Linked DNA regions of Homo sapiens: all the other regions are linked to region 1. Evidence: read pairs that join two places in POLR2A ChIA-PET (ENCODE). Cell type or tissue: Panc1. All regions are shown on one strand. Each heading gives the region's core, and the rest is flanking DNA. Links, peaks and the distances in the headings are about the cores only.

What was found. ChIA-PET counts read pairs that join two places held together with the same protein. Peaks named below come from ENCODE experiments on the same cell type or tissue, not always from the same donor. Only the 100,000 strongest peaks of a DNase experiment are listed, where the experiment ranks them.
Region 2: POLR2A ChIA-PET joins it to region 1 with 7 read pairs; 20 of 35 experiments call an interaction of 5 or more read pairs at or near these places.
Region 3: POLR2A ChIA-PET joins it to region 1 with 8 read pairs; 3 of 35 experiments call an interaction of 5 or more read pairs at or near these places.

Annotation. Positions count from the first base shown.
Region 1 is chr7:77,734,516-77,745,121 of GRCh38, forward strand. It overlaps RSBN1L (round spermatid basic protein 1 like), which reads left to right. Exons shown (of 8, transcript NM_198467.3): 2 at 1,895-2,011. Among named protein-coding and RNA genes, the nearest start is that of RSBN1L, 43 kb to the left of the region's middle. In Panc1, for the core only: no CTCF peak of the experiment used is centred there; a DNase peak (open chromatin) is centred at 4,636.
Region 2 is chr7:77,681,045-77,691,650 of GRCh38, forward strand. All of the region lies in intron 1 of APTR (Alu-mediated CDKN1A/p21 transcriptional regulator), which reads right to left. Among named protein-coding and RNA genes, the nearest start is that of APTR, 9.9 kb to the right of the region's middle. In Panc1, for the core only: no CTCF peak of the experiment used is centred there; no DNase peak of the experiment used is centred there.
Region 3 is chr7:77,618,304-77,628,909 of GRCh38, forward strand. PTPN12 (protein tyrosine phosphatase non-receptor type 12) reads left to right here. Exons shown (of 18, transcript NM_002835.4): 12 at 177-262; 13 at 8,402-9,372. Among named protein-coding and RNA genes, the nearest start is that of APTR, 73 kb to the right of the region's middle. In Panc1, for the core only: no CTCF peak of the experiment used is centred there; no DNase peak of the experiment used is centred there.

The DNA of each region.
Region 1 (10,606 bases), core at 3,652-6,151:
TCTCACTCTGCCACCCAGCCTGGAGTGCAGTGGCATGATCTCGGCTCACTGCAACCTCCACCTCCCGGGTTCAAGCGATTCTTCTACCTCAGTCTCCCAAGTAGCTGGGATTACAGGCATGCACCACCACATCCGGCTAATTTTTGTATTTTTAGTATAGATGGGGTTTTGTCACATTGACCAGGCTTGTCTTGAACTCCTGACCTCGGGTGATCCGCCCACTTCGGCTTCCCAAAGTGCTGGGATTATAGACGTGAGCCACCGCGCCCGGCCTGGAGTAACATTTTATAGCTAGACAGCAGCCTATGACAGGATTTCAAGGACTTTAACATCAGAAAGTAAGAGTGGCAAACCAATCAGAAGTGTGGGAACACTGTAATCTAATTCAGAAGTTAAGTTATATGTGAACAGATAAGGAGTTTTATCTCGTTTATTCTCCCCTGTATCCCTAATCTTTTTCTTGTACTCAGACTGTGTATTTGTTGAGTCAGTGAATTCCTGTTTGCTGTACTTTCGTATGCTTGGAGTGTTATCACTTGAAAAAAAAAAACAAAAAACACTTTGTCAGTGTTATAGGTGAAAGTAATGTCTTTTAATTTGTATATTATTAATGATTGAAGTTTAAAAATGTTTATTAGCACATGAATTTAATTTTTTGAAAATTTATTTAAGTAGTCTAGACCTGTGCTATTCAGTATGGTAGACACTAGTTTTATGTGACTATTCAACACTTAAAGTGAAACTAGTTTCAAATTGAGATGTGTCATAAATGTAAAATATATGTTAGATTTTGAAATCTTATGAAAAAATGTAAAATATCTCATCATTTAAAAATATCAGTTCCATGTTGAAATTATAATGTGTTGGATCCATTGGGTTAAGCAAAATATATCATTAAAATTAATAAAATTGTTTACCAATTCAGATTTAGATTACTGTCTAGATCTGGACAGTGCTTATATAGACAGTAATCTAATCACTACATGATTAGGACCTGGGTTATGGTAGTGTTTATAGAAAGGAAAGTAAGGAGTGATTTTTAAGAGATTATGCAGTATGCATGTATACTATATAATCTCTACTATATTCCAGGACATTTCACAGTTCTTGTATACTTCCATCATGGTTTTGTAATCAGTCGTAAGCTTTTTGAGGGCAAAGGTTTATGTCACTATTTGTATATCCTTCTCTGTATTTTGTCTTTTGCTGGGTGCATAGGAAGTCATTTGAACAAAGAAGAATTTAATAGGCTATCAAATATTTTGTTTGAAGTTTTAGAATGCAAATGAATGATCCCTAGAGTTATTATGCCCTTTATTTAAATATCACAGTATCACCAAGTAGTCAGATTGAGTCATACTATTTTTAAAAGGAGCCAAGGGTAAGGGAACCAACATCTAGTCTTATGTATGCCAGGCTCTATGTAGTCATTTTATATATTTTTTCATTTAGTCCTTATAGTAACCATAATGAGGAAGGTATCAATTACCATTTACAGATTAGGAAACTGAGATCAAGTAATTTTTCTGTTATGCTGCTAATCCATAGATGCTCAATTTCAACACTGGCACTTTTCCATCGTAGCTTTTGCTTCACCTAAAGTTAGTTATTTTAAGTGATTTGAAATAAATTTAATATTTTGGTTGACACGAAGTGAAGAATACTTAGAATAAAATGTATAATGATACATTTTGACAATATGTATTTCATATTCAATAAAAAGGGAAATTTAGAAATATTCCCCAAAACCTGAGAGGAAAAAGAAAAGGCATTATTTGTTCCTCATTCTGATTTTCTTTGTGTATTGTAATTCCAGAAATTTACCTATAGTTTGTGCAGATAAATGAAGTTGTAATTTTTTCATTTTAAATATTTCCTTTGTTTTGTCTTCCAGATAAAATCAAAGACAAAATTAAAGAGAGAGACAAAGAAAAAGAAAGAGAAAAAAAGAAACATAAAGTAATGAATGAGATCAAGAAAGAGAATGGAGAAGTAAAGATTTTGCTGAAAAGTAAGTTTTATTCAGTGATTTTAGTTCTACTTTATTATACTGTTCAGTATCTTTATTGGCTAAGTGAATAAAATAAGAAATGTTATTTGGTGCTGAATTTTGCGGAGAATGAACAATGATGAGGAAATGAAAAGTAAATGTAACAACGGAGAGTTCTAATCTGTATGGTAACATGTCTTATAGTATATTTAGTGAGCCATTAAAAAGTTAAAAGGTTAAGCTTCGTTAAACTTAATTTCTTAAATTATTTTAAAATAAGTTAATTCTATGTTTGCATTACTAGTCTTACTCATATTTAGATAATCTAAAAGGAAGAAATTAAGAAAAATTGCCAAAGCAAGTTTTAGTATGATAGGGATGGTGAAGTAAGTGATCTTCTTAAAAATATTTGACTGTCATCACCATACCATAGTCTAGCATTTAGAGGGAACATTTTACTCTGAGCTAAATCAGAAGCGGTATGTTTCTTGTATGTTTAAGAATATCCTTGTTTTATTCTTTTTTTTCTCTGTTACAGTTGCATTCATTTGCTGTTTATATATGAGGGTGGGGTGGAGAGAAGAATTTGGGGGGTAGGTGGTTGGGTAATAAGTATACTGCAAATCCTGTCAATAAGTCTGAACTTGTAAAGAGAGAATTTGTGGTAGAATAGACGTAAGGATAGTCTTAAATTCACTCAGATGTCAAGGTAAGAAGAATCCGTGGCATTCGGTTGCTAGACAACTAGCGAATTCACTAGCTAGCAAATTTACTAGTGCTATCATGTTGATAGTTGATGATGAGAATATGTTGACCTTGATTAACTTCATATTGAATTTAATTGTTGATAAGGCTTTATATTTGCTTGAGGGGGAAAGACCACGACACTGCATATGTAGCAAAATAACTGGTAGTTTATATTATCTAAGATAAAGAGTATTAGATTCTGTATTTTCATTGCATTCTTTGTCATGTTTTCAGATATTCGTTTTCTATTATCTACATGTCAGAACTTCATTTTCTACGATATTCTTTCAACCTTGAAGAAATACGTCAGAGCTTAAGTTGATGGCTGCTTATTAGTTAATGCTCATGATCCTTTTGTTCTGTTTCTTTTGCCTGCATATTCTATCTGTGTTGTCTAATTAGATTGTAAGCCTTTGAGGCAGGAATTGAATATAACCACACTAGTTATTTATAGCAGCTAGTGATGAATGCTTGAAAAGTCTGCTTAAGGCCAGGTTCGGTCGCTCATGCCTGTAATCCCAGCAATTTGGGAGGCCGAGGCGGGTGGATCACTTGAGGTCAGGAGTTTGAGACCAGCCTGGCCGATGTGGTGAAACCTCGTCTCTACTAAAAATGAAAAATTAGTGGGGCATGATGGTGGACATCTGTAATCCCAGCTACTGGGGAGGCTGAGGCATGAGAATTGCCTGAACCCGGGAGACAAGAGGTTGCAGTGAGCTGAGATCACCCCACTGTACTCCAGCCTGGGCAATAGAGTGAGATTCAGTCTCAAAAAAAAAAAAAGAAAAGAAAAAGTCAAGTCTACTTAACTTTACCCTTGGTTTAGCCCAATAGCCATTTTTTTTTCTGATTTAATCAAATAGTTTTCTTATTCATTTGAAAATATCATGCTGTAAATTCTATTACTTGAGAAGGAATCTGTTTTAGAAATACTTTATAAAAGCCTCATATGTTCTTGATTGAATACTGGATTCCTAACATAATGTGAATTATGTGAATCCAGAGATTACACATGAAAATAAAATTTAAAACAGCCTAAAAATTGAGATTTTTAAAAAATGAAATATACGATATTAACTTTGAAGTAGACAAAAATTTAGGTGATATTTTGAACCGAGTTAAACTGAAACTAGTGATGATTAAGGTAAAAGAATGAGATAGATGTGGAAATTAATTTGTGACTTCTGGGATGTCCATGGAAAAATTTAGGGAAAATGTATTCACAGTGGAGGTAAGTAATAATTTAATTACTGCCTTACAGTGTTACCAAGATTAAATGAGGGAAAGTATGAGGAAAGTGCCAAGTATAGAATCTGGCTCACAGGTACTTACTACTGAGTAGTAAATAGTTATGAAATCTTTCTTGTAAGTATGTATGAGAGATTAACTTTGTGATTAAAAAGCAACAAAATTGGCCAGGCACAGTGGCTGAAGCCTGTAATCCCAGCATTTTGGGAGGCCGAGGCAGGTGGATCACCTGAGGTCAAGAGTTCAAGACCAGCCTGGCCAAGTTGGTGAAACCCCATCTCTACTAAAAAATACAAAAAATTACGGTGGGTGCCTGTAATCCCAGCAACTCGGGAGGCTGAGGCATGTGAATCGCTTGAACCCAGGAGGCGGAGGTTGCGGTGAGCCAAGATGGTGCCACTGCACTCCAGCCTGGGCAACAGAGAGAGACTCCATCTCAAAAAAACAAAAAACAAAAAACACCAATAAAACCAAACTATCTCCTCTCCTCAGTGTGTAGTACATAGATAATTAAGTGAATAAACACATGATTCATTGGGAAAACAGTGCTTGTCGCATTGAAAGCACTGAGTGTTATCTGTTGTTACTATCTACGAGAAAGAATTTGCTTAGTATGTGGGGCCATTTCCCAAGTGAGCCTGTGGTGGTGGTAGGGAAAGGCATCTTTTGTTGTTGGTGACTTGGAACAACAAATCATTTACTTTGCTGAGGGAAAATATACTTTCATTTACTACTGTGTGCCACTTTTTTCCTTGTGGCCTCCAACTTTTATTCTATCCTTGTAATTTTTTTCTTCTGTTAATGATAATGTTGCAAGCTGTGGTATACACAGGTGTTGATGGATGATGGCATTTGAAAATCTAAAATAGATGTCAAGTATGTCACACCAATTCATTTTCTCCAGGTTTTTCTTAAAAATTGTGTCAGGTAGGCTGGGCGCAGTGTCTCACGCCTGTAATCCCAGCACTTTGGGAGGCCAAGGCGGGTGGGCCACTTGAAGCTAGGAGTTTGAGACCAGCTTGGCCAACCTGGTGAAACCCCATCTCTACTAAAAATAGAAAAATTAGCCGGGCGTGGTGGCGCTCGTCTGTAATCCCAGCTACTCGTGAGGCTGAGGCAGGAGAATTGCTTGAACCCAGGAGGCAAAGGCTGCAGCCGAGATTGTGCCACTGCACTCCAGCCTGGGTGACAGAGCAAGACTTGGTCTCAGGAAAAAAAAAAAAAAAAAAAAAATGTGTCTTTTTTTTTTTTTTTTTTTTTTTTTTTTTGAGAGGAGTCTTGCTCTGTCATCCAGGCTGGAGTGCAGTGGCGCGATCTCGGCTCACTGCAAACTCTGCCTCCTGGGTTCAAGCAGTTTTCCTGCCCCAGCCTCCTGAGTAGCTGGGATTACAGCCGCACGCCGCCATGCCTAGGGCTAATTTTTTGTATTTTAGTAGAGACAGGGTTTCACCATGTTGCCCAGGCTGATGGCGAACTCCTGAGGTCAGGCAGCCTGCCTGACCCGGCCTCCCAAAGTGCTGGGATTATAGGCATGAGCCACTGCGTCCGGCCTGTCAAGTTTTTTCTGACTGGAAATACACACAAAATTATATATATGATAAAAAGTGTTTTATTAATGCGAAAACCTTATAAAAGTTTATTTGGTAAGAAAGTTGGATTATTTGCTCTTTTCAAAATAGTTTAAAGGAACAAATAAGTTTGAAACAAAGCTTATTTAGTGGGTCTTATTTTATACTAAAGTTCACCAACTGCTTTTTCTGATTGTATGCATTATGTTCCAGGCATTTTTATGTTGTTTATTAATGATAAAGTGTGAGAACATGTGTTATGATTATAGTATTTTTTAGAGTAAATGTTTGTCATTATAGCATTTTAAATAAGTTTGCTGGTGAGCAGTTAGAATGAGGGTTGAAAGAAGCCAGTGTCCAAGGTGACTGGTAGTGTACTAAAGGTCACAGGTAGGTAAATCATGGCTGGAAGAGTGACAACATTGCAGTGCAAAAAAAGCAGATTCGAATCCCAGAGGCCAAAAGTTGAGAATAACTAAGCTAATTAGTACTTTTTTCCTATATGTAATAATGGGATGGGGGAGAGAGAAAGATAGATATAAATTTTATAAATTTTTCTGAATTTTGTTTTTCACTTTATTAATACAGAAAGTATACGAAAATTAGTGGTAGAATTAACTCAATGAATTTGTGATCTTAAAAGTTTTTTTTTATTTTTCTTTTCATAATTAGCCATTAACAACACATGCTGTCTTTGTTTCTGTGTGCGCTTCTTTCTGCCTCTGTGAGTGTCTCTCTCTGGCTCTAAGTATACCTGCATCTCTGTTTCTGATTCCCTCACTCCCAGTCTGGCACACTCTCTCTGGCTCTGACTCTATACACGTGTGTATCTGTGGTACTTTGTGTGTGTGGTCTGCTTTGTGCATTTGTATGTGGCTTTGGGGAGGGTCTCCCATCAACATTTTTCTTTTCTTTTCTTTTTTTTTTTTTTTTTTTGAGACGGAGTTTCACTGTGATACCCAGTCTGGAGTGCGATGGCACAGTCTGGGCTCACTGTAACCTCTGTTTCCCGGGTTCAAGCGATTCTCCTGCCTCAGCCTACCGAGTAGCTGGAACTACAGGCGTGCGCCACCACGCCTGGCTAATTTTTGTGTTTGTAGTAGAGATGGGGTTTTACCATGTTGGCCAGGCTGGTCTCGAACTCCTGACCTCAAGCAGTCCACCCGCCTCAGCCTCCCAAAGTGCTGGGATTACAGGCATGAGCCACTGCACCTGGCCACCATTTTACTTCTCATCTTACACTTTTGAAGGGGCAGATTAGTTGGATAGCAGTTCTATTCTTTCTGTTATAGGTACCTGTCAGGATCCTTTATTGGGTTCTGTTACAGAATTATAGATTTAGGCCAGATGTGGTGGCTCACGCCTGTAATCCCAGCATTTTGGGAGGCTGAGATGGGTGGATCATGAGGTCAGGAGATCAAGACCATCCTGGTTAATGTGGTGAAACCCTGTCTCTACTAAAAATACAAAAAAATTAGCTGGGCGTGGTGGCAGGCACCTGTAGTCCCAGCTACTCGGGAGGCTGAGGCAGGAGAATGGTGTGAACCCGGGAGGTGGAGCTTGCAGTGAGCCAAGATCGTGCCACTGCACTCCAACCTGAGTGACAGAGCAAGACTCGGTCTCAAAAAAAAAAAAAAAGAAAAGAAAAGAATTATAGATTTAATGTGGACTTTAAATACTCTTTAGTGTAGGAGAAGCAAATTGGTATTTAAAATGGCCTTTTTCCTTATTTTAAAATTTTCTGCATACATATCTACTGCATTTCATATGTAGAGATAGGAAATGAGCGAGAGATTACATAAAGCTCTTAATCTATCTGGTGAATGCTAGTACCCCAGTTTGGTTTCATGTAAAGAATGCATTTTGCCTGTGTCCACTGGGATTCCTAAGGCTACTCCCAGGGCCTGTGATTTGCTGAAAGGATTCACAGGACTCAGCATATGGTTGTACTTATGGCTATGATTTGTTATAGTGAAGGAGGACAGGCATGGTGGCTCACAGCTCTTATCCCAGCATTTTGGGGAGCTGGGGCCGGAGGATTGCTTGAGCCTGGGAGTACGAGACCAGCCTGGGCAACGTGGCAAGAACCCATCTTTAAAAAAAAAAAAAAAAATACACACACACACACACACACACACACACACACACACGGCAAGAATCCATCTTTAAAAAAATATACAGACACACAGTGAAAGGATACAAAGTAAAATCAACAAGAAAAATAGCACTTGGTGCAATTTCTGAAAGAAACTAGGCACAAGTTTCTGAGAGTCCTTTCCCAATGTTGTCACATGTGATGTGCTTAATTCTTGCAGTGGTGAATTGTGACAACACATGTGAAATCTTGTCTGCCAGAGAAGCTCATTAAAAACTCAGTGCCCAGGGTTTTTCTTGGACATTGGTCATATAGGCACCATTTGCCTACCACAAACTAAAATTCCAGACTCCCAGAAGGAAAACAAGTGTTCAGCAAAACCATGTTGTTTAGGCCTGGTGTGGTGGCTCACACCTGTAATCCCAGCACTTTGGGAGGCCGAGGCACGCAGATCACTTGAGGTCAGGAGTTTGAGACCAGCCTGGCCAACGTGGTGAAACCCCGATTCCACTAAAAATACAAAATTAGCCAGGCGTGGTGGTGCATGCCTGTAATTCCAGCTACTCAGTTGGCCGAGGCAGGAGAATCGCTTGAACCCAGGAGGCGGCGGAAGTTGCTGTGAGCCGATTGCACGATTGCACTGCACCCTGGGCGACAGAGTGAGACCCTGTCTTAAACAACAACAACAACAACGAACTATATTGTTTGCACAGTTTTGGCACAGTGAAGACTCTTACTTATGGAATGGGGGGAACCCTCCAAAAATAAGAGTTCCTAGATGCTAGCCGAGAGTCAGCCTTGCAAACAGGACTGAGAATAACAGTCTCAGGCATATTATCTCTTCTGCATACAGTGCTCATTTCAGTATTTAATTACAGAATAGTTTTCCATGGGAATTTTTTTTTTTCGAGACAAGGTCTTACTCTGTTGCCAGTATGGAGTACAGTGGTGTGATCACAGGCCACTGCAGCCTTTACCTCCCCAGGCTCAGGTGATCCTTCTGCCTCAGCCTCCTGAGTAGCTGGGAATACAGGTATTTGCCACCACACTCAGCTAATTTTTGTATTTTTTGTAGAGACAGTGTCTTGCTTTGTTTCCCAGGCTGCTCTGCTGTGAGAATTTAACTCCTTGATGCTCAGTCTAAGAATCTCTTGGCCAGGTGCAGTGGCTCATGCCTGTAATCCCAGCACTTTGGGAGGCCGAGACGGGTGGATAATCTGAGGTCAGGAGTTTGAGACCAGCCTGCGCAACATAGTGAGACCTTGTCTCTATTAAAAAAATAAATAAATAAGTTGGTTTTGTTTTTTTTTTTTTCTAAAGGAATCTCTTAACTGATTTCTTATTGGTTTGCATTTTTCAGTTCCTGTTATAGTACCTTTTGGTTTATCTTCATGCCTATGAAATAGACTAAGTGTTGTCTCTGTTCTATTTCAAACTAATGTGTTCTCCTGGTAATATTTTCTGATTTAACCTTTTTTGGTGTTAGGCATAAGTGTAGGATATTAAATATACTTTCACTCAAATGAAGTTTTATTCATTTTGGCAACAATTGCGTAATTTATGCAGTTCTACATATATTTTCAGTTGTATTTAGGAATGTCATTAATCACACCTTTGCCCTTTAAGCTTTGTTAAATTCTATTTTTTATTGCATTACTGCCTTCTTTCCCTGATTTTTTTTGATTGTTTCATCTTTCATTTTGGTTAGTCCCCTGTTTCACTTATTTTTATTTCATTTTTTTTGTAGAGATGAGGTCTCTCTATGTTCCCCAAGCTGATCTCGAACTCCTGGCCTCAAGTGATCCTCCTGCCTTGGCCTCCCAAAGTGTTGGGATTACAGGCATCAGCCACCATGTCTGGACTGTTTTACTTTTTACATTTATTTTTATTTTATTTTTTTCTCTGTTGCCTTGGCTGGGGTGCAGTGGCATGATCATGGCTCACAGCATCCTCAACCTACTGTGCTCAAGCCATCCTCCTGCCTCAGCCTCCTGAGTAGCTGGGACTACGGGCATGTACCAACATGCCCAGCTAATTAAAAAAAAAAGATTTTGTAGAGACAGGGTCTCACCATGTTGCCTACACTGGTCTGGAACTGCTGTGTGCAAGTGATCCTCCTGCCTTGCCCTCCCAACATGCTGGGATTACAGGTGTGAGCCACCATGCCTGGCCTACTGTTTGACTTTTTTTTAAAAATTAATTTTGTCCTTAAGATACTAATTAACCTAAATATGATATTTTGATAGTTCATACCTAGGTGGCAAGTCTGAATTTGATAACGTTATTCAAGTGTGTGTCTTAGCTGCTTAGAGATAGACTTTTTTTTTGAGGGGGAGACGTCTCACTCTCGTCACCCAGTTTGGAGTGCGGTGGTGCAATTTCGGCTGGGATTACAGGTGCCTGCCACCACGCCCGGCTAATTTTTCATATTTTTAGTAGAGACGGGGTTTCACCATGTTGGCCAGGCTGGTCTCGAACTCCTGACCTCAGGTGATTCACCTGCCTCGGCCTCCCAAAGTGCTGGGATTACAGGTGTGAGCCACTGCGCCTGGCCACAGATAGACTCTTTAGAGAATTAACACTTTGCCTTTTATGACTTTATACACCTGTGTAATGAATAATGTTGACAGATTACTGTTTTTGCTTCTCATACTAGTTCTTCATTGGATACTTATGAATTATCACGTCTGTGAATTTTTACAGAGAATTTCTTAACATTAAACTTCACTTTTATGGATTGCTATCAACTTAAAATAGTTTTTGTTGTTTTCAGGGCTAGAATTTAGTGGTATTCATATGTGCAAAAGCTTGACTGAGGCTGGGCACAGTGGCTCACGCCTGTAATGCCAGCACTTTGGGAGGCTGAGGCGGGTGGATCACTGGAGGTCAAGAGTTCAAGACCAGCCTGAACAACATGGTGAAACCCTGTCTCTACTAAAAATACAAAATTAGCTGGTC
Region 2 (10,606 bases), core at 4,906-7,405, 52 kb before region 1:
GAGTTAAGACCCTGTCTCAAACAACAACAATAACAAAACAAAAACCCACAAATACATGTGTTAAAAAAAAAGCAGCATTTCAAAATGCTTTGGTTGACTTAACCTAAATAAAGCCAAAAATCATCAAATATTCCATGGCACACAAATATCTAAAATGCAGAAAATATAATGCACAAAAATATTTTCTGTATTAATACATTAATTAACATATTGCTGAGTTCTGGATTTTGCTGACTTACAAATAGGCACCAAAGAAGTACATCTGAGTTTGAGGTGTATCCCTAGCCTTGAAAACTCGATCACAGTGTTTTGTAATCTCAGGCACATGTCTAATGTATGACTTGTATAAAAAGGACAGGTTGTCCTTAATACTTGAAGATTAAGTAGCTAGACTAGTGCATGTTTTGCCTATAGCCCTCCCCATGCTGATGAGATACTATTACACTGTTCACAGCTATGATTTCGCTTGGTAGGACCCCATCTTCAGTCAGTTTGGGCTGGTGTAATAAAGTACCATAAACTGGATAGCTTAAAGACAATTTATTTCTCACAGCTCCGGAGGCCGAATGTCCAAGATCAGAGTGCCATTGTAGGGTTCTGGTGAGGGCTCTTTTCCAGGCCGACTTCTTGTATCCTCACATGGCAGAAAGGGAGTGAGCTAGCTCTATGGACTCTTCTTATATGGCACTAATCCCATCCACGAGGGTTCCACTCTCATGACCTATTACCTCCCAAAGACCCCATCTCCAAAACCCATCACATTGGGAATTAGGTTTCAACATATGAACAGGAAGGGAAACATACATCCATAACCAGCCATATTTTTGCTTTTGACTCCACTTCTGCCTAATGGGATTAAATGATACTTTTTTTCTTAAATGTAAATATTTTTTGCCTATAACTGTTGCATATCACCATCCTGTCTTGAGTTAAAGATAAAATATTTCCCAATTTCTTCAACCTTTAACATAAACTGTACTACAAATGTAAACAAATTGTTTTCCCACCACAATGGCTTTAAAAAGTAGAATAAACACTGCAATCAAGACATCACTTTAAGTTAAATTATTATTTTTTGTTTTTTGCATCAGGGCCTTGCTCTGTTGTCCAGGCTGGAGTGCAGTGGCATGATCATGACTCACTGCAGCCTCAACCTCGTGGGCTCAAGCAATCCTCCCACCTCGGCATCCCAAGTAGCTAGGACTACAGACATATAGTACCATGCCAGCTTAATTTTTTAATTAATTTTAATTTTTAGTAGAGAAAAGGTGATATGGTTTGGCTTTGTCCCCACTCAAATCTCATCTTCAATTGTAGCTCCCAGAACTCCCACATGTGGTGGGAGGGACCCGGTGGGAACTGAATCATGGGGACGCTTTCCCCATACTGTTCTCATGGTAGTGAATAAGTCTCACGAGATCTGATGATTTTATAAGGGGTTTCCCTTCTCACTTGGCTCTCATTTCTCTTTTGTCTGCCGCCACCTAAGACATGCCTTTCACCTTCCGCCATGATTGAGGCCTCTCCAGCCACATGGAACCGTGAGTCCATTAAACCTCTTTTTCCTTATAAATTACCCAGTCTTGGGTATGTCTTTATCAGCAGCATGAGAACGAACTAATATACAAGGGCTGATCTCAAACTCCTGACCTCAAGCAATCCTCCTACCTTGGCATCCCAAAGTATTGGGATTACAGGCGTGAACTACTGCACCTGGCCTAAGGTCAATTCTTGAATACAGAGACTGAGTAAAGATAGGACGTTGATAATTTGGACTCTTAAACATAAACCAACTCTTTAAAGCCTTTACATCATCTCATCAGTGTTGCCTGAAGTTTTTGACCAAGTAGCTCAATTTGCTAGGGCTGCTGTAACAAAGTATCACAAACTGGATAGTTTAAACAACAGACATTTGCCTCACAGTTCCTGAGGCTACAAGTCCAAGATCAAGGTGTCAGCGGGACTGATTCCTTCTGAGGGCTGTGAGGAGAATCTGTCCCAGGACCCTCGCCTAGCTTCTGACAGTTTGCTGGCTACCTTCGGAGTTCCTTGGCTTGTAAAAGCATTACCCCAATGTCCGCCTTTACCTTCAAAAGGCATAGGTATTCTTCCCGTTTGTGTGTCTCTGTTCAAATTTTCTGTTCTTGGAAGGACATTAGTCATACTGGATTAGGGATTGGGGGCCCACCTTTTCGCTCCTTCTTTTCTTCTTTCTTTTGTTTGTTTGCTTGTTTGTTTGAGACAGAGTCTAGCCCTGTCTCCTAAGCTGGAGTGCAGTGGTGTGATCTTGGTTCACTGCAAACTCCACCTCCCAGGTTTAAGCGATTCTCCTGCCTCACCCTCCCGAGTAGCTGGGATTACTTACAGGTGTCCGCCACCAAAATACAAAATAATTTTTGTATTTTTAGTAGAGATGGGGTTTCACTATGTTGGCCAGGCTGGTCTCGAACTCCTGACCTCAGGTGATCCGCCCGCCTTGGCCTCCCAAAGTGCTGGGATTACAGGTGTGAGACATCAAGCCCAGCCTAATTTGTGTATTTTTAGTAGAGACGGAGTTTCACCATGTTGCCCAGGTTGCTCTTGATCTCCTGACTTCAGGTGATCCACCCACCTTGGCCTCCCCAGAGTGCTGCGATTACAGGTGTGAGCCACCATGCCTGGCCTCCTATTGCTTCTTAACTTGACCTCATTAACTATTGCATCTGCAATGATAGTATTTCCAAATAAGGTCACAGTTTGAGATAATGAGGGTTAGAACTTAAACATGAATTTTTGAGGTACACAATTTAACCTGTAATACACCATATTATGTCTATATTTATTTATTTATAAATTATTTGGATCCAGTACTATAATAACAATTACACACATTGTAACTCCTACACAATTTGAAATTTTCAAGTTAAGACAAAGGTAACTATATATAGAAGCAGTATGTTTTCTGAACCCTTACAGATTGTTTTGCACACTCCTGGATTACACACATCTCATCAATCTCAAGAATAAAATCAAAGTCTTTGGCTTGACAGCCTTCCACAATCTGACCTCTGTTTTCTCGCCAGCCTCATCTCCTGTCATTCACAACATTTCCAGCATTCCAACCAGTCTGAACTTTTGCAGTTTCCCACGTGCGCTAGGCTCTTTCTTCATCAGCATCTCTATGCATGCTGTCTCCTGCTACTGGAATGCCCTCATTCTCGTTGCTTCCTGTGAACACGTGGTAAACTCCAATCATCTTCTGAAACTCGGCTCAAACGTCATCTCCCCTGGGGAGCCTTCACTGACTGCCCTGGGCAGCATGAAGCATTTTGTCAGTGCCCCGTAGCACCGTGGTCATATCTTTATTATTGCAAATTTCTGTTTCCACATATAATGTCAGGTGGAACCGATAGCTGGCTTACAAAAACAATGCAATTTCAGGTGGTTCTACTTAACATTCCCTAGACAACAAGTTCACTGAGAGCAGGGACTGTGTTTTATTTATTTTATATTTCCAGTCCCTAAAATGGAGTTTGGCATAAAGTAAATGCTTAATACAGGCTTTCTGAAATTAAGGAAAAGCTTACTCTAGCACTACAGTCTACTTGCAGATTTTCCTTTTTGAGAACGGGGTAGTAAATTGATGTCTTCTATAACAATAACTATTAACTATTACTTAAATTTTCTTTGACTTTATTTAGCTTAACATTATTTTAAACAATTCCTTCCCCTCTTTGTTTGCTTCTGTATATGTGATAAAATATCTTCAAAAAATATACTCTTTTTGTTTGTTTGTTTTTAATTGGTGACTGGGGTTTCACTATGTTGCCCAGGTTGGGCTCAAGCAATTCTCTTGCTTCAGCTTACTGGGCAGTTGGGAATATAAGCATTTGCCACTGTGCCTGGCCTTATTTTTTAAAAATACAGAAAAATCAGGAAGAAGGTACCTAAGTACTGTTTTGTAACCAATACCAAAGTATTTCACAATTTTACTGTCTTACTTTCAAAATATTTTAATCCTTCCAATGAGAATTACACGTAATCATAAGTAGGAATATAAATAGGAAAGCTAAAGAGATTAGTTGAGTAAAATGAATATGACATTTAAAATTCTAACAATTATTTAGTAACAGCAAAGGTAAATCTAATTCCCAAATTTCAAGTGTCCCTAATATTACCTGTTTTGAAGAAAAGCTGTGATACCGGCAACAGTGTTTAAGTATCACACGGGTAGTTAAAAGGCAAGTTGGTCCTATCTGACATGTGGAAATGGCCAGCTCGTTAGAAGGCAGTACCTGGTGAAGCCTGTGAGGAATGAGCAGGAAGTCAAAATGGTTACGTAAACATTTTTCACTCTTCCTCATTAAAGCCCTTAAGTTAACAAAAGGTATTTACTGACTCCTCAGCATGCCAAGGCAGTCAAGAGCAACACTTTACACAATCTGGCTCTCACCCATTTTAGAGAGCCCTCTCCTTTTACGGCACTTCGTGTCCCTTATCCTTGAACCACAATGAACTTCTCATAAACAATACCACATTGAGTGTGTCATTACTCTCATCTCTTTCCAAATGCTTGTTCCTCAGCCTAGAAAGTCTTTCCCCATGTTCTTTGCTTACTAATCTCATTATATTATTAATTACATTGTCACACAGTGCTGGGCCCATTGTAGACACTTAATACTGTTTGACTGTCATCAGTAATAAATAGGATCACAGTCTTGAACAACAGAGCAACACAGTCTTTTTTTTTATTATACTTTAAGTTTTAGGGTACATGTGCAAAATGTGCAGGTTTGTTACATATGTATACATGTGCCATCTTGGTGTGCTGCACCCATTAACTTGTCATTTAGCATTAGGTATATCTCCCAATGCTCTCCCTCCCACCTCACCCCAACAACATAGTCTTAAACAACAGATTATTTGGAAACAGATCTTGTGATTAAAGTTAACTCCATGAGGACAGAGACCATGTCTGCCATATCTCTTGCTATATTCTAGCACTTAGCCTAGTGCCTGGCAACAGGTAGGTGTTAAGTATTTACTGACTAAACACTTAATATACGTGAAAAATAAGAAAAAGTAGACTTATTGGGTTAGCTTTAAAAGTTAAATAAAAGAGTGGTTAGGCCCGGCGCGGTGGCTCATTCCTGTAATCCCAGCACTTTGGGAGGCCGAGGCGGGTGGATCACGAGGTCAGGAGATCGAGACCATCCTGGCTAACACGGTGAAACCCCGTCTCTGCTAAAAATACGAAAAAAATTAGCCGAGCGCGGCAGCGGGTGCCTGTAGTCCCAGCTACTGGGGAGGCTGAGGCAGGAGAATGGCGTGAACCCGGGAGGCGGAGCTTGCAGTGAGCCGAGATCCCGCCACTGCACTCCAGCCTGGGCGACAGAGCGAGACTCCGTCTCAAAAAAAAAAAAAAAAAAAAAAAAAAAAAAAGAGAGAGAGGTTATTTCCTTGATGGGTCTTTAGCTGTTTTAATTATTCATCTATTTTCAAACTAATGGTATAGAAGTAGTTATTAATTTGAGGGGAATCAAGAAGAGCCAGCACTTGAATCTGAGGCAAAATATGTATTAGGATAGCATCATATTGTTACCTCAAGGCACATAAATCATACAGACAAGCTTTTCAAAGCAGAATCTGCAAAATTAAAATTATGAAATAACTTTGTGACAGTCATAGTTTTGTACTTTGTTGGCTCTACTGGCATGTGCAGTATTTGTACAAAACTGCACTCTTCTAACTGTGGGTTATCAGTTATCAGGAACCCGATCCTGTAAAAACTAATCTACTCCTGGATAATGGCATTAATCCTTTCATGAGGGCGGAGCCCTCATAACCTAATCACCTCTTAAAGGTCCCACCTCTGAACACTGTTGCATTAGAGATTAAGTTTCTAACCCATGAACTCTGGGGGACACACAACTTTCGGGGACACATTCAAACCTGTTCTTTTCTATGAGATAAAAGCACTGGAATCTACCAGCACTCTAAGAAACACTGCATCTTTTTTGAATGCCTATTTTCTAAACATAAAACTTAAATTAACTTAAACTTCTAAAGAGCCCTGACCAATGTCTGGATTTAACATTTTGATGCTTTAGACTTCTGCTTCCTCTTGCAAAATAGGATATATTAGAAAGAAAACTGGTGTAGAGTCAGAATAAACATGAAATTCCAGCTCAGTTTTGAAAAATGCCTTGGAAAGCTTTGTAGAACTGGGATGATGCATAACACCCACAAACATAAGAGATACACAAGGCACTCAGTAAACACTATCCTCTTAACCACAAGTGGTCTGACAGTGTGGCTCAAACTATGAAGCCAAGAATGGTTATTCTGGAGGTTATTCACTGTTCAAAAAGAAAGTAAAGGATAGTAAAGAAAATTAACAAATTACGTACAGGGCTGCATTTGCAATTCAGACATTCTATGAGTCTATCATTTTTCCTTACATTTCTTTGCCAGACCTAGGCTTCAAGGTGTGGATAAATACACTTTACTCTCTACCTACCAGTTCTTACCTAAAATAGCTTCCTCTTCCTGGAGAATTGACTGGAACCACAAACCTTTTTTTTTTTTTTAAACAACCACAAAACTTAAGCTTTTCTTTTCAGAGATTTATATTATTGAATAAGGCTCCTGATACACATTTTATAGGCCTCCTATCCCTTTCTTAAAATAAGTATCAAAATGAGCTGATGTTCTTCCATATGAAAATTCTGGCAGCATAATTAACCCCAGGAGAGACATTTATGGATAGTTTCTATTTACTCTATTTGGCCCCTTTTACTCTCTCTACCTTTTGCTTCCTGCTGTGTGGCTGCTAATGGCTCTTCAGTGAAGCCTTTAAGCAGTGGCTGATGCCTGTACTACAATTTTCAACTTTATTTTCCCCCAGTTTGCTCTCCTTAAGTACACATTCAAACTGGAAAGAAGACTGTGGTTGAGCAAGTGGTTAGGCTATATTTGTAGTGAGACAATTTTCTGGTTAAGAGGTGAGAATTTGGCTGGGCATGGTGGCTGACGCCTGTAATTCCAGTACTCTGGGAGGCTGAAGTGGGTGGAGGCCTCACTTGAGGCCAGGAGTTTGAGACCAGACTGGCCAACATGGTGAAACCCCGTCTGTACTAAAAATACAAAAATTAGCTGGGCGTGGTGGTGCATGCCTGTAATCCCAGCTACTTGGGAGGCTGAGGTGGGAGAATTGCTTGAACCCAGAAGGCAGAGGCTGCAGTGAGCTGAAATCACGCCACTGCATTCTAGCCTGGGCAACAGAGTGAGACTTGGTCTCAGAAAAATAAAGAGTTGAGAATTCAATTTACCTGAATTACCTGAAATGTTGAATAAGCAAAATATGAGCTGAAAGCTTACAATCTTCATAATTACTGCCCCACATCGCCTTCTCCAAATTTCAGGAAAGAGAGAAAGGGGTTTCCTCTCCTCTTCACCCAGGAACTTCCCTGAAAACCTCACCCAAAGACTTTCCCTGACATGTCACTGCTATCCCTAAGAGAAAGAAGGGCAAGCAACTTTTTTTTTTCTTAGCTAGATACTTTGCAATCTCAATGAATTAAGGGATCAGGTAATAAGGAAGAAGGGAGAAACAGATACTTGGCAGGAAATGAGCAGTCTCTGTCATAGATATGCTGAGTTTTAAGTGCTGACATATCTGTGGAAGATGTGGAGTAGTTAGATCACAAACACAGAGGAGCAGTCAGGTTTAGAGATATAAATTGGGGAGCCATTAACAAAAAAAAAAATTATTTATTTATTTATTTTTGAGGTGGAGTCTCACACTGTCGCCCAGGCTGGAGTGCAATGGCTCAATGCAATCTCCACCTCCCAGGTTCATGTGATTCCCCCGCCTCAGCCTCCCAAGTAGCAGGGTTTACAGGTGCACACCACCACACCTGGCTAATTTTTTGTATTTTTAGTAGAGATGGGGTTTCACTATGTTAGCCAGGCTGGTCTCGAACTCCTGACCTCAGGCAGTCTGCCCACCTCAGCCTCCCAAAGTGCTGGGATTACAGGAGTGAGCCACTGCACCTAGCCTGAAAAACAATTTATTGAATACAAAAATTAGCCGGGCATGGTGGCGGGTGCCTGTAATCCCAGCTACTTGGGAGGCTGAGGCAGGAGAATTGCTTGAACCCGGGAGGCGGAGGTTGCAGTGAGCTGAGACTGCACCACTGCACTCCAGCCTGGGCGACAGAGTGAGACTCCATCTCAAAAAACAAAACAAAACAAAACAAAAAACAAAAAACACAAAATTCATAGGAGCCAGCAAACTATGACCTACAGGCCAAACCCATCCTGTCTCCTGTTTCCATAAAGTTGTTTTGGAACACAGCCATGCCCATTCCTTTATATCTTGTCTATGGCTGCTTTTGTGCTATGAGCAGCAGCTGCCACAGAGACCACAAAGCCTAAAATATTTACAAATATTTTAGGTCTGCAAAGCCTAAAATATTTACTATACGTCTGTTTACAGAAAAAGTTTGCTGGCCCCTGTACTAGAGTATGGACTACACTGGAACTGACAGCATGAAAGTTTAAAGGTTTCAGGTTTTCTGAAAGCAGAGTACCAGCCTTTATAACTGGCCAGTGATTGATTGATTCAAATGAGAAAGACACATAAAGATGAGCAGGTCGGCTGGGCGTGGTGGCTCATGCCTGTAATCCCAGTACTTTGGGAGGCCAAGGCGGGCAGATCACCTGAGGTCGGGAGTTCGAGACCAGCCTGACTGACCAACATGGAGAAGCCCCGTCTCTACTAAAAATACAAAAAATTAGCCGAGTGTGGTGGCGCATGCCTGTAATCCCAGCTACTCGGGAGGCTGACGCAGGAGAATCAGTTGAACCCGGGAGGCAGAGGTTGCAGTGAGCCGAGATCGTGCCATCGCACTCCAGCCTGGGCAACAAGAGTGAAATTCTGTCTCAAAAAAAAAAAAAGATGAGCAGGTCAACGTGGTGGAGGTAGAGCTTTGAGATATCTATGCCATAAGGACAGAAGAAATGTCCTTTTTTGTTTGTTTGTTTTGAGACGGAATCTCACCCTGTCACCCAGGCTAGAGTGCAATGGCACAGTCTTGCCTGGCTGTAACCTCCGCCTCCCAAGTTCAAGCGATTCTCCTGCCTCAGCCTCTGGAGTAGTTGGGACTACAGGCATGTGCCACCACGCCTGGCTAATTTTTTCATATTTTTAGGAGAGATGAGGTTTCACCTTGTTGGCCAGGCTGGTCTCAAACTCCTGACCTTATGATCTACCTGCCTCGGCCTTCCAAAGTGCTGGGATTACAGGCGTGAGCCACTGCACCTGGCCAGAAATGTCTTTAAGGTTAGTACATGGCTGCATAAAGTACAAGGGTCAAATAACTGCTTTCTTTATACAAGGGGATCAGGAACCTGGACAAGGCCAGAGGGATAGTACATGTGCAGAGTGAAAATACAGTTCAGCTCAGAAAGGCAGAAGGATGTCACGTGCAGAGAAACCAGATTCTAGGTTGTACAGAGGACAGCTCTAAGCACTGCGAACACACATTTGTTATGGCTGGAAGTTTGAATATATTCGATTAGCATCTATTCCAGCAACGGACAAAGACAGGGTTGTGAATTAAAATAAACAAAACTCTCAAAACGATCTTAACAAAACGAAGCTACTCCTTTCTAGATCAGAAGTCAGCCTGCTAGTCTGTGGGTTATAACTGACTCACAGATGTTTGTTTGGCTTGCATGGTGTTTTAGGAAACTTCCCATTAAAAAATCTATATATTTAGCAAGTAGGACCACTATTTCCATAAGGGAACGAGCAGCGAGAGCTGAGAAACACAAATGTATATTGTAGAAAACACATCATATTCCCAGTTTTCTATAGTACCCTCCACTTCCTGTGATCTCACATTCAACCTGACTCTGACTTATTATTTTTTACCCATTGCTATGGTTTCAATGTGTCCCCTCCAAAATTCAGGTGTTGAAACTTAATGGCCAATGTAATGGTATTAAGATGTGGGGCCTTTAAGACGTGTTTAGGCCAGAGGGGTTGCTCTCTTGTGAATGAGGTTTATGGGATTACAAGAGGCTTCATGGGCAAGTGGATCGCTTGAGCCCAGGAGTTTGTGACCAGCCTGGGTAACACAGTGAGGCCCCATCTCTACAAAACATAAGCAAAAATTAGCTGGGAGTTATGGCGAGTGTCTGAAGTCCTAGCTACCTGGGAGGCTGAGGTGGTAGGATCACTTTAGTCCAGGAGGTCGAGGCTGCAGTTGCGCCACTGCACTCCAGCCTGGGCGACAAAACAAGATTCTGTCAGGCCGGGCGTGGTGGCTCACGCCTGTAATCCCAGCACTTTGGGAGGCCGAGGTGGGCGGATCACGAGGTCAGGAGATCGAGACCATCCTGGCTAACACGGTGAAACCCTGTCTCTACTAAAAATACAAAAATTAGCCGGGCGTAGTGGCGGGCGCCTGTAGTCCCAGCTACTCGGGAGGCTGAGGCAGGAGAATGGCGTGAACCCGGGAGGCGGAGCTTGCAGTGAGCTGAGATCGCACCACTGCACTCCAGCCTGGGCGTCAGAGACAGATTCCGTCTCCAAAAAAAAAAAAAAAAAAAAATTCTG
Region 3 (10,606 bases), core at 5,444-7,943, 110 kb before region 1:
TTGAAGTCTGGTCCTTCAGGCTAAAATATAGAGCCAGAATATAAGACTTTTTTTTTTTAACTTGGCAAAATTGGCATTGTTTAAGGATTGAAAAGCACAGAAACAATTTAGTTGAAACATGAAGAGGAAAAATTATTTTTCTCTTAACCTTAGTGAAGTATTTTTTCCCTTGGCAGAATGAAATTAACACTGAAAACATGGTCAGCTCCATAGAGCCTGAAAAACAAGATTCTCCTCCTCCAAAACCACCAAGGACCCGCAGGTATTGTATGTCTTCGAACATTTTCTTTAAAAGCATACTTGTTTCTACTCACTGTTAATTAAAATGACAAATTCTGAATATTTCTAAATTACTTTTATAACTTTTATTATTATTTTGTTAGGATGTAACATACGTATGACAACTGATTTGTTACTGGTTTATTAAAAATTTGGTTTCATTTTGGATAAAATTTCAATAATATACTGTAGCAGAATGTGGATACTACCATGAATTGACTATGGTTTATGTTTTGATATGTGATATAACTAAAATTTTAGTTATTCTAAAGATTCCCATTTTTTTCCTGATGACTAAATATGCTTGCCAAAAATTGCATGCATGTTGAAGTGTGAGGATATTTAATAACGTTACTAGCAAAGATGAGTTTATTTCTTTAATTTTTCTTGCTTTTCTACCAAGCTCATTTATAATAGTTAAAATCATATATATTCATATCTTTCTTTTCCTTCCCTTCTTGTTCAGGGTAGCTGCTTAGTCAGTAACATGGTAGTATGGAGAGAATACAGAGGCAGAAGAAGATAGTTTCAACTCCTTTTTAGCCATTTAGCTCTGGGATCTAGGATTAATTTACTTAATCCTGGGGAGAAGGAGTTGTTTAAATATTGTCCTAAGGATTAAATAAAAAACTATTAGAATATTTTATAGTGTCTTTCTTGCACATAGATCTGCCAAAACTGATCGACTTCCCATCAAAATAAATTCTTTTATACAGGATACACCAATTGTTTCCATCTTAAAACTTTGGGGAAAGTTGGGTCAGACGGCCAGGGTCATGTCTTAGCATTGAGTTGCTAATTCCAAGAGATCATTCTAACGAAATCATCTCTCTGAACAAAAGAAAAAGCCTGCAGCTTCCCTCAGTAACTGAAGGTTTGGTTAGAATCCCTGCACACCACAGGAATAATTTATTCTCATTTTGACCATGCAAGATTCTAACTGCCTGGGAAGGAAGCTGCTGAGTACAGAAAGAGGCAGTGTACTCTGGTATAAAGAGGCTTTTTACATAAATAGGTCCCATTCCAAATTTTAACTTTAGCATTTGCCACTGAATGAACTTTGACAAGCCACTTCTCTGAAAATACTTTACTTCATTGTAGTGAGAGTACTCGTATTCTCCGTTTTTAAAAATTAGTGATAATGTATATAAAGCATGTAGTTACATGCCCGGCCTATAGTAACAGATTTTTTAAGTGTGGTGGTAGTTATAGTCTCTAGAATACCTTTGCATACTTCTCTTAGGAACCTCAGGAAGCCTATATATAGATGAGGTTAGGTCTCAACATTTAAATGTTCGAGATGTTAACTGTGTGCTATCAGAACTTTTAGTAGTTCTTTCCTGTTCGATTTCCACTTTGGTATCCACCAAAACTGGTTGGCATTTTAGCCGTCTGTGGAAGGTAACCAGTTGAAACCTATAAAATATTAAGTTCTCTAACTTCTCTGTTCCATATAGGAGCCCTAGAATCCTAAAAGAAACTACTGGCCCTAAAAAAATTAAGGAACATTTTTGCTGCCCTGTGTTTTAATTTGGTTTTTGAGATTGAGCCAATATAGAGGTTTTCAAAGTCTACACTGATATTTATGATTTGTATGTTCTTCTACCTCTAACTACATGTAGCAGCAGTCTCTTCTTAATTTTACAGGAAAAAAGAATAGAATATCTGAATTTAAAGCCTTTTTCCTATACCTGTTGAAAAGTTTTACTTCTGTTACTCTCTAATAAACAAAAAGATAATAAAGAAAAAAGCAAATGCATATTAAGAAAAAATATTCAACTCAAGACAGATTTTTATTAGGCATACATTCTAAAAGTTCTTTGTGTGTGATTTTATAATACATGCATAGGTCACCTTTTTTCTTCTTCATGTAATGGAGTCAAATGCCAGAATGTCATTATTTTTGACAAAGAGAACCTTGTGACTTCTAAGTTGGGATGATTTTTAGAACTATTATAAATTGTTCCAACATAACTGAAAATAAAATCACAAAATCATAAGATTGATAACAAGTAAAATAGTATATTTTGTTTTTCAGTATGGCTACAGTAAACACATTAATTGTTTGTTTAAAGTACATGATGGGGCCAGGCGTGGTGGCTCACGCCTGTAATCCCAGCACTTTGGTAGGCCAAGGCAGGCGGATCACAAGGTCAGGAGTTTAAGACCAGCCTGATCAATATGGTGAAACCCCGTCTCTACTAAAAATAGAAAAATTAGCCAGGCGTGGTGGCACGCGCCTGCAGTTCCAGCTACTTGGGAGACTGAGGCAGGAGAATCGCTTGAACCCAGGAAGCGAAGGTGCCAGTGAGCCAAGTTCATGCCACTGCACTCCAGCCTGGGTGAAAAAGCGAGACTTTGTCTCAAAAATAAAAAAACAAAAATAAAGTACATGTTGGCTGGGCATAGTGGCTCACGCCTGTAGTCCCAACATTTTGGGAGGCTAAGGTGGGCGGATTGCTTGAATCCATATATATATATATATATAAAAATATGTGTTGTGTGTATATTTCATTTTTATTTATTTATTTATTTATTTACTTTTTAAACGTTTTTGTTAAAAATAAGACACACACACACAGTAGCCTAAGCATACACAGGGTCAGGATCATCAATATCACTGCCTTCTGCCTCCATATCTTGTCCTGCTGGAAGGTATCGGGCAGAAACACACATGGAGCTGTCATCCCCTATGATAACAGTGCCCTCTTCTAGAATACCTCCTGAAGAACCTGCCTGAAGCTGTTTAACAGTTAACTAATTTTTTAACAATTAGAAGGAATACACTCAAAATTAACAACAAAAAGTAAGTACGTGGCCAGGCGCCTGTAATCCCAGCATTTTGGGAGGCCAAGGTGGGTGGATCACCTGAGGTTGGGAGTTCGAGACCAGCCTGGCCACCATAGCGAAACCCTGTGTCTCCTAAAAATACAAAAATTAGCTGGGCGTTGTGGCGGGCACCTGTAGTCTCAGCTACTTGGGAGGCTAAGGCAAAAGAATTGCTTGAACCCGGGAAGTGGAGGTTGCAGTGAGCCAAGATTGCACCACTGGACTCCAGCCTGGGTGTGACAGAGCGAGACTCCATCTCAAAAAAAAAAGTACATAAGCCAATAACTATTTTCTTTATCATTATTATCAAGGATTGTGTCCTGTACGTAATTACATGTGCTGTGCTTTTATATGACTGACAGCATAGTAGCTTTGTTTATACCAGCATCACAACAAACGTGAATGACGCATTTTGCTACAAATTCATGGGAATTTTTCAGCTCCATTATAACTTTGTGGGGCCACCATGTTATGTGTGGCCCATCATTGACTGAAACGTCACATGACTGTACATGTCTTTCAGTAATTTTTAATATTCCAATTCTTTCTGTTTTATTTTGTTTTGTTTTCAGACAGAGCCTTGCTCTTTTGCGCAGGCTGGAGTGCAGTGGTGTGATTATGGCTCACTGCAGCCTCGACCTCAATTGAACCTCCCACCCTAGACTCCCAACTAGCTGGAACTATAGACACACACCACCATGCCTGGCTAATTTCCGTATTTTTTGTAGAGATGGGTTTTCTCCTTGTTGCCTAGGCCAGTTTTAAACTCTTGGGCTCAAGGGATCCACCCATTTTGGCCTCCCAAAGTGCTGGGATTGCAGGCGTGAGCCACCATGTCCCACCAGTATTCCAGTTCTTCCAGTTCTTAAAAGTGAACAGAACTAGGAATGACTGGGCATTTGACAGAAGCCTCTAATATGAAAAAACAGAGGAAATGGAGACAATACAGAGTAAAATGAAAAAGATGGGGGAAAAAAGAAACAACAGTCCACTTTTCTCAGTCATTGGGAAATGCTGCAACCACGAAATAAGAACTGTGGGTAATAAGTAAGAAGCTCTTAGAAATTAAGAATATAGGCCAGGCGCAGTGGCTCATGCCTGTAATCCCAGCACTTTGGGAGGCTGAGGCGGGCAGATCACAAGGTCAGGAGTTTGAGACCAGCCTGGACAATATGGTGAAACCCAGTCTCTACTAAAAATACAAAAAAAATTAGCTGGGCGTGGTGGTGTGTGCCTGTAGTCCCAGCTACTCAGGAGGCTGAGGCAGGAGAATCGCTTGAACCCGGGAGGCGGAAGTTACAGTGAGTCGAGATCGCGCCACTGCTCTCCAGCCTGGGCAACAGAATGAGACTCTTGTCTCAAAAAAAAAGAAAGAAAGAAATTAAAATACTATAAATTTAAAAATTAAGCAGAAGTTTGGAAAATAAGGAACTCCATTTTCCAATAAAATTTCCAAAATAAAGAAATTCATTCATTTCAAGAAAATGAATGGATAAAGAAAAAGTAGGAGAGAAAAGATAAGGAAATTAGAAAGCAAAACTAGAAGATCTGTCACTGAACTAATAATAGTCTAAAAGGAGAGTAGGGAAGAAGAAATTAGCAAAAAAAAAAAAGAAGAAAAAATGTGTTAGAATTAAAGGGCATAAATTTTTATATAGAGCGTATACACCAAGCTTGATATACACCACCAAATGTGATGGATAAAAATAAAATTGTTAAAAAATATAGTTTTTTAAGTTACATTATGAAATTATAGAACATCCAACATAAGAACCTTGCTTAGGTTTAGAGTAAGATAAAAATAATGCTGAAATTTGGAGTAAGTTTTTTTAAATTAAAAACTTTGAAAATACTCGATTAACAAACCCATATATCATACTCGATATCTGTCAAGCACTGTTCTAATTGTTGTTCAGATGTTAACTCATTTAATTCTCCTAACTACCCTGTGAAAAAGGTACTGTTAAGGATATATGGGGTTTGTTAATCAAGTAAATCTGTAAAATACTGGTCATGAGGCCGGGCATGGTGTTTCACACCTGTAATCCCAGCATTTTGGGAGCCTGAGGAGGGCGGATCACTTGACGTTAGAAGTTTAAGACCAGCCTGGCCAACATGGCGAAACCCTGTCTCTACTAAAAATACAAACATTAGCCGGGCGTCATGGCGCGTGCCTATAATCCCAGCTACTTGTGAGGCTGAGGCAGGAGATTCGCTTGAACCTGGGAGGCGGCGGAGGTTGCAGTAAGCTGAGATTGCACCACTGTACTCCAGCCTGAGTAACAGAATGAGACTCTGTCTCAATAAAAAATATGTAAATAAAATACTGATTATGGAAAAGTGGTCTCACCATGTACACGTAGGGAAAATAATACACCTCAATTTATATCAAAATTTTATCTCATCCTTTTAAAACTCATATTTTCTATTTGTATTATAATATGTTCTTAGGATAACCTATTGGTCTTTGCATATGCTTTATAAATTGTAGGAGGTGTCTGCAATTATTTTTGTTTTAGATCGCAAAAATTTGACAGCCACTCTTTCAGATTAAGAACCAACTTGTAGGCCAGGTACAATGCCTCACACCTGTAATCCCAGCTCTTTGGGAGGACATGGCAGGTGAATTGCTTAAGTTTAGGAGTTTGAGATCAGTCTGGGCAACATGAACATGGCAAAACCACATCTCTACAAAAAATACAAAACTTAGCCAGGTGTGGTAGTGCACACCTGTAGTCCCAGCTGCTTGGGAGGCTAAACTGGGAGGATGGCTTGAGCCCTGAAGGCAGAGGTTGCAGTGAGCCAAGATAGTGCAACTGTACTCCAGCCCAGGTGGCAGAGCAGGACCCTGTCTCAAAAAAAAAAAAAAGAATCTACTTGTAAAACTTGAACAGATATAGGAATATCTTATGAGAGTATTGCTGTCATTTTAATATGATCAGTATTCTGGAGATATTCATTTATCTTCTCATGTCCTAGGAATGTGGGAATGTGTCTAGAGAATCTGAACTTCACAGAGTCTTTATTTATTTATTTTATTTATTTTGAGACAGAGTCTTGCTCTGTCACCTAGGCTGGAGTGCAGTGGCGTGATCTCAGCTCACTGCAACCTCTGCCTCCCGAATTCAAGTGATTCTCCTGACTCAGCTTCCTGAGTAGCTGGGATTACAGGCGCACGCTACCATGCCTGACTAGGGTTTTGTGTTTTTAGTAGAGACGGGGTTTTGCCATGTTGGTTAGGCTGGTCTCAAACTCCTGATCTTGTGATCCGCCTGCCTTGGCCTCCCAAAGTGCTAGGATTACAGGCGTGAGCCACCATGCCTGGCCCACAGAGTCTCTTTTAAGGGGAAACCTGGTGTACCATGTGATTACTGCCAGTTATCTGGTTGGATAAAAAAAGGTTGATCACCTGGGGGGAGAAAAAAAAGCAAAAACTCTGAGGTGGGGTCCAGTGGCTCACCCCTGTAATCCCAGCACTTTGCGGGGGCCGAGGCAGGCAAATCACTTGAGGCCAGGAGTTGGAGACCAGCCTGGCCAACATGGCAAAACCCCATCTCTACTAAAAATACAAAAATTAGCCAGGTGTGGTGGCATGTGCCTGTAGTCCCAGCTACTCAGGAGGTTGAAGCACAAGAATTGCTGGAACCCAGGAGGTAGAGGTTCCAATGAGCCAAGATGGTGCCACTGCACTCCAGCCTGGGTGACAGAACAAGACTCTATCTCAAAAGAAAAACAGAACACAAAAACTTAAATATACAAGCCCTCAAGAAGTTTGCTTCATATAAAGTTCTTAAAAAGCAACAAAGCCTGGGCAACATAGTAAACCCTATCTTCTTCTTTGGTTTTTTTTTTTTTTTGAGACAGGATCTCATTCTTTCACCCAGGCTGGAGTGCAGTGGCATGATCAGAGCTCCCTGCAGCCTTGACCTCCCCAGGCTCAGGTGATCCTCCTACCTCAGCCTTCCTAGTAGCTGGGACTACAAGCATGCATTGCCACATCCAGTTAATTTTTTTGTATTTGTTAAAGACACAGGGTTTTGCCATATTGCCCAGGCTGCTCGCTCTCTCTCTCTCTCTCTCTCTCTCTCTCTCTCTCTCTCTCTCTCTCTCTCACTCTCACTCTCACTCGCGCTCTCTCTCTCGCTCTCTCTCTCTTTTTTTTTTTTTTTTTTTTTTTGGAGACAGTCTTGCTCTGTCGCCCAGACTGGAGTGCAGTGGCGTGATCTCAACTCACTGCCATCTCCACCTCCTGGGCTCAAGCAATTCTCCTGCCTCAGCCTCCCAAGTATCTGGGACTGCAGGTGTGTGCCACCACACCTGGCAAATTTTTGTATTATTAGTAGAGATGGGGTTTTACTGTGTTGCTCAGGCTGGTCTCAAACTCCTGAGCTCAATTGATCCACCCACCTTGGCCTCCCAAAGTGCTGGGATTACAGGCGTGAGCCACCATGCCTGGCCCCTATTTCTTTAAGGAAAAAAATAAAGGCAACTAGAGGGTATAACCCACCCGAACAAAGGAGTATACCCAGAAAGAGGAAAATGAGACCTGGGAAACAGGAGAATCTGAAACCAGAGAGAACATTAGCTCTGTGATGGACTAGGGAACCAGTAGTCCACACTGGAGCAGGAGGCCAAAAGTTACTAACAAGGATGTCTGTGGTATTGATACTTACTATGTGTGCTTGTCATTATTGAGAGGAGGTATACCAATCTGCAAGAAAGTTAGAAGAAAAGCTGAGTAACTGATGATGCATAGAGAGCTAAGCCATCAGAAATCCAAGGCAGTCATTAGGGGAAAACAAGACACTATAGAAGAAAAGATACGAAATCATGGTGTCATAGATGGGAATACTATCTGCAGTCATACGACTGAGGTAATGAAAAATTACAATATAACAGTATTGGAAAGATAGAGAAGGACACTTCCACAGTAGGAAGTCAGTAGAAAATGTGTGAAACAAAGATCAAGAAATAACTTTTGAAATAGTCTGAAATACAGAGGTGTAAATTTTAGAAGCAGCTATAAAAAAATGTTGAAAGTTGATGCCTCTGGCTAACAGGAGGGCTGCGGGGCAGAGACTATGTTTTTCATTCAAAGTCTTGTATTTGACTTTTTAAACAGTATATGTGTATTACCTTGATGAACATTAAATTTTCTTAGTCTGAAAAACTGCAGTTTTTATTCGCAACCAGATTGTAATGGCTCTTAATATGCTACTCTTAGCTACATAATTCTCAGGTATCAACTTGTTTAACAGTCTTAAAATGCCCTTTTTAAATGTTTGTTTTTCAGTTGCCTTGTTGAAGGGGATGCTAAAGAAGAAATACTGCAGCCACCGGAACCTCATCCAGTGCCACCCATCTTGACACCTTCTCCCCCTTCAGCTTTTCCAACAGTCACTACTGTGTGGCAGGACAATGATAGATACCATCCAAAGCCAGTGTTGCATATGGTTTCATCAGAACAACATTCAGCAGACCTCAACAGAAACTATAGTAAATCAACAGAACTTCCAGGGAAAAATGAATCAACAATTGAACAGATAGATAAAAAATTGGAACGAAATTTAAGTTTTGAGATTAAGAAGGTCCCTCTCCAAGAGGGACCAAAAAGTTTTGATGGGAACACACTTTTGAATAGGGGACATGCAATTAAAATTAAATCTGCTTCACCTTGTATAGCTGATAAAATCTCTAAGCCACAGGAATTAAGTTCAGATCTAAATGTCGGTGATACTTCCCAGAATTCTTGTGTGGACTGCAGTGTAACACAATCAAACAAAGTTTCAGTTACTCCACCAGAAGAATCCCAGAATTCAGACACACCTCCAAGGCCAGACCGCTTGCCTCTTGATGAGAAAGGACATGTAACGTGGTCATTTCATGGACCTGAAAATGCCATACCCATACCTGATTTATCTGAAGGCAATTCCTCAGATATCAACTATCAAACTAGGAAAACTGTGAGTTTAACACCAAGTCCTACAACACAAGTTGAAACACCTGATCTTGTGGATCATGATAACACTTCACCACTCTTCAGAACACCCCTCAGTTTTACTAATCCACTTCACTCTGATGACTCAGACTCAGATGAAAGAAACTCTGATGGTGCTGTGACCCAGAATAAAACTAATATTTCAACAGCAAGTGCCACAGTTTCTGCTGCCACTAGTACTGAAAGCATTTCTACTAGGAAAGTATTGCCAATGTCCATTGCTAGACATAATATAGCAGGAACAACACATTCAGGTGCTGAAAAAGGTAATAATATAGTGTCAAATACTTAAATGTCTTTCCTATGTGCTAGTCACTGTTTTAAGCACTTTAGCTGTATTGATTTATTATGTTTTATTCCACACTCTACCATAGAACCTACAGCAAAATCTGTCTTAGATACTAATTTTTTAATATAAGCTTTTAATGTATTGTTAACAATTTGGTCACATTATATTACTGGGTTTTGTGTTTCTAAATTATTTTAGTAGTTATAACTGGATAACTTATTTTCTTTTTCTTCTGTATTATAGATCTTAGTGTTTTTGTATCGGTCAAAAATTTATCTGACTGAATAATTAGAAATAATTTAGGGAAGAATCACTTAAAATAACAGTGGCAAAAATACTGTAGAATGTCTTGATTGGCCATATAATGTTACTCGTTTTTCCTAAATGTTTAGTCATTTTTTACTGTTCCTTTAACTACAGATTACATTTTTTTGTTTGTTTGTTTTTACTGTCTTCACAAATGCTTCCAAATATGGCTGCTTCCAACCCTGAGTTTAACCCAGGAACAATACTGCAAACTGCTCAATTCAGTAGTGAGTGGGCTATATGCATACCTACTCATCAAAGCTATTATTTAAAGAATTATTATTTTTTTAGCACTCTTAGCATTTCAAGATAATGCATGCACTCAGTTCCCAAAGTGTATTATTGCTTCTTGAAACTCCTCTTTGATCTGCTGAAAGTAATGATGGCTACCATCTTAAACAGACCCTAAGGTTGAGAGTAAACATATAAATTTGAAAGCTGTTTATTGATATATTGATTATCAGTGGTCACTTACCTATCAGTGAACTTTGGTAGTGACACATACAGACTGGTATTTATAACGTGCAGGCAAAATAAGTACTGTGACCTTGAAAGATTTTTTTTTTTTTTTGAGACTTGCACTCAAAAGATTTTTTTTTTGAGTCTTGCACTGTCACCCAGGCTAGAGTGCAGTGGCAAGATCTCGGCTCAGCCTCCCAAGTAGCTGGGATTACAGGCACCCACTACCACACCCAGCTAATTTTTATGTTTTTAGTAGAGACAGGGTTTCGATATGTTTGCCAGGCTGGTCTCAAATTCCTGGCCTCAAGTGATCTGCCCACCTAGGCCTCCCAAAGTGCTGGGATTACAGACGTGAGCTACCACACCTGGCCTTGAAAGATTATTTTCTATTTCTGACCCATTATATACCACCCATACTGTAGTGCTTGTATTTTCTCTCACAC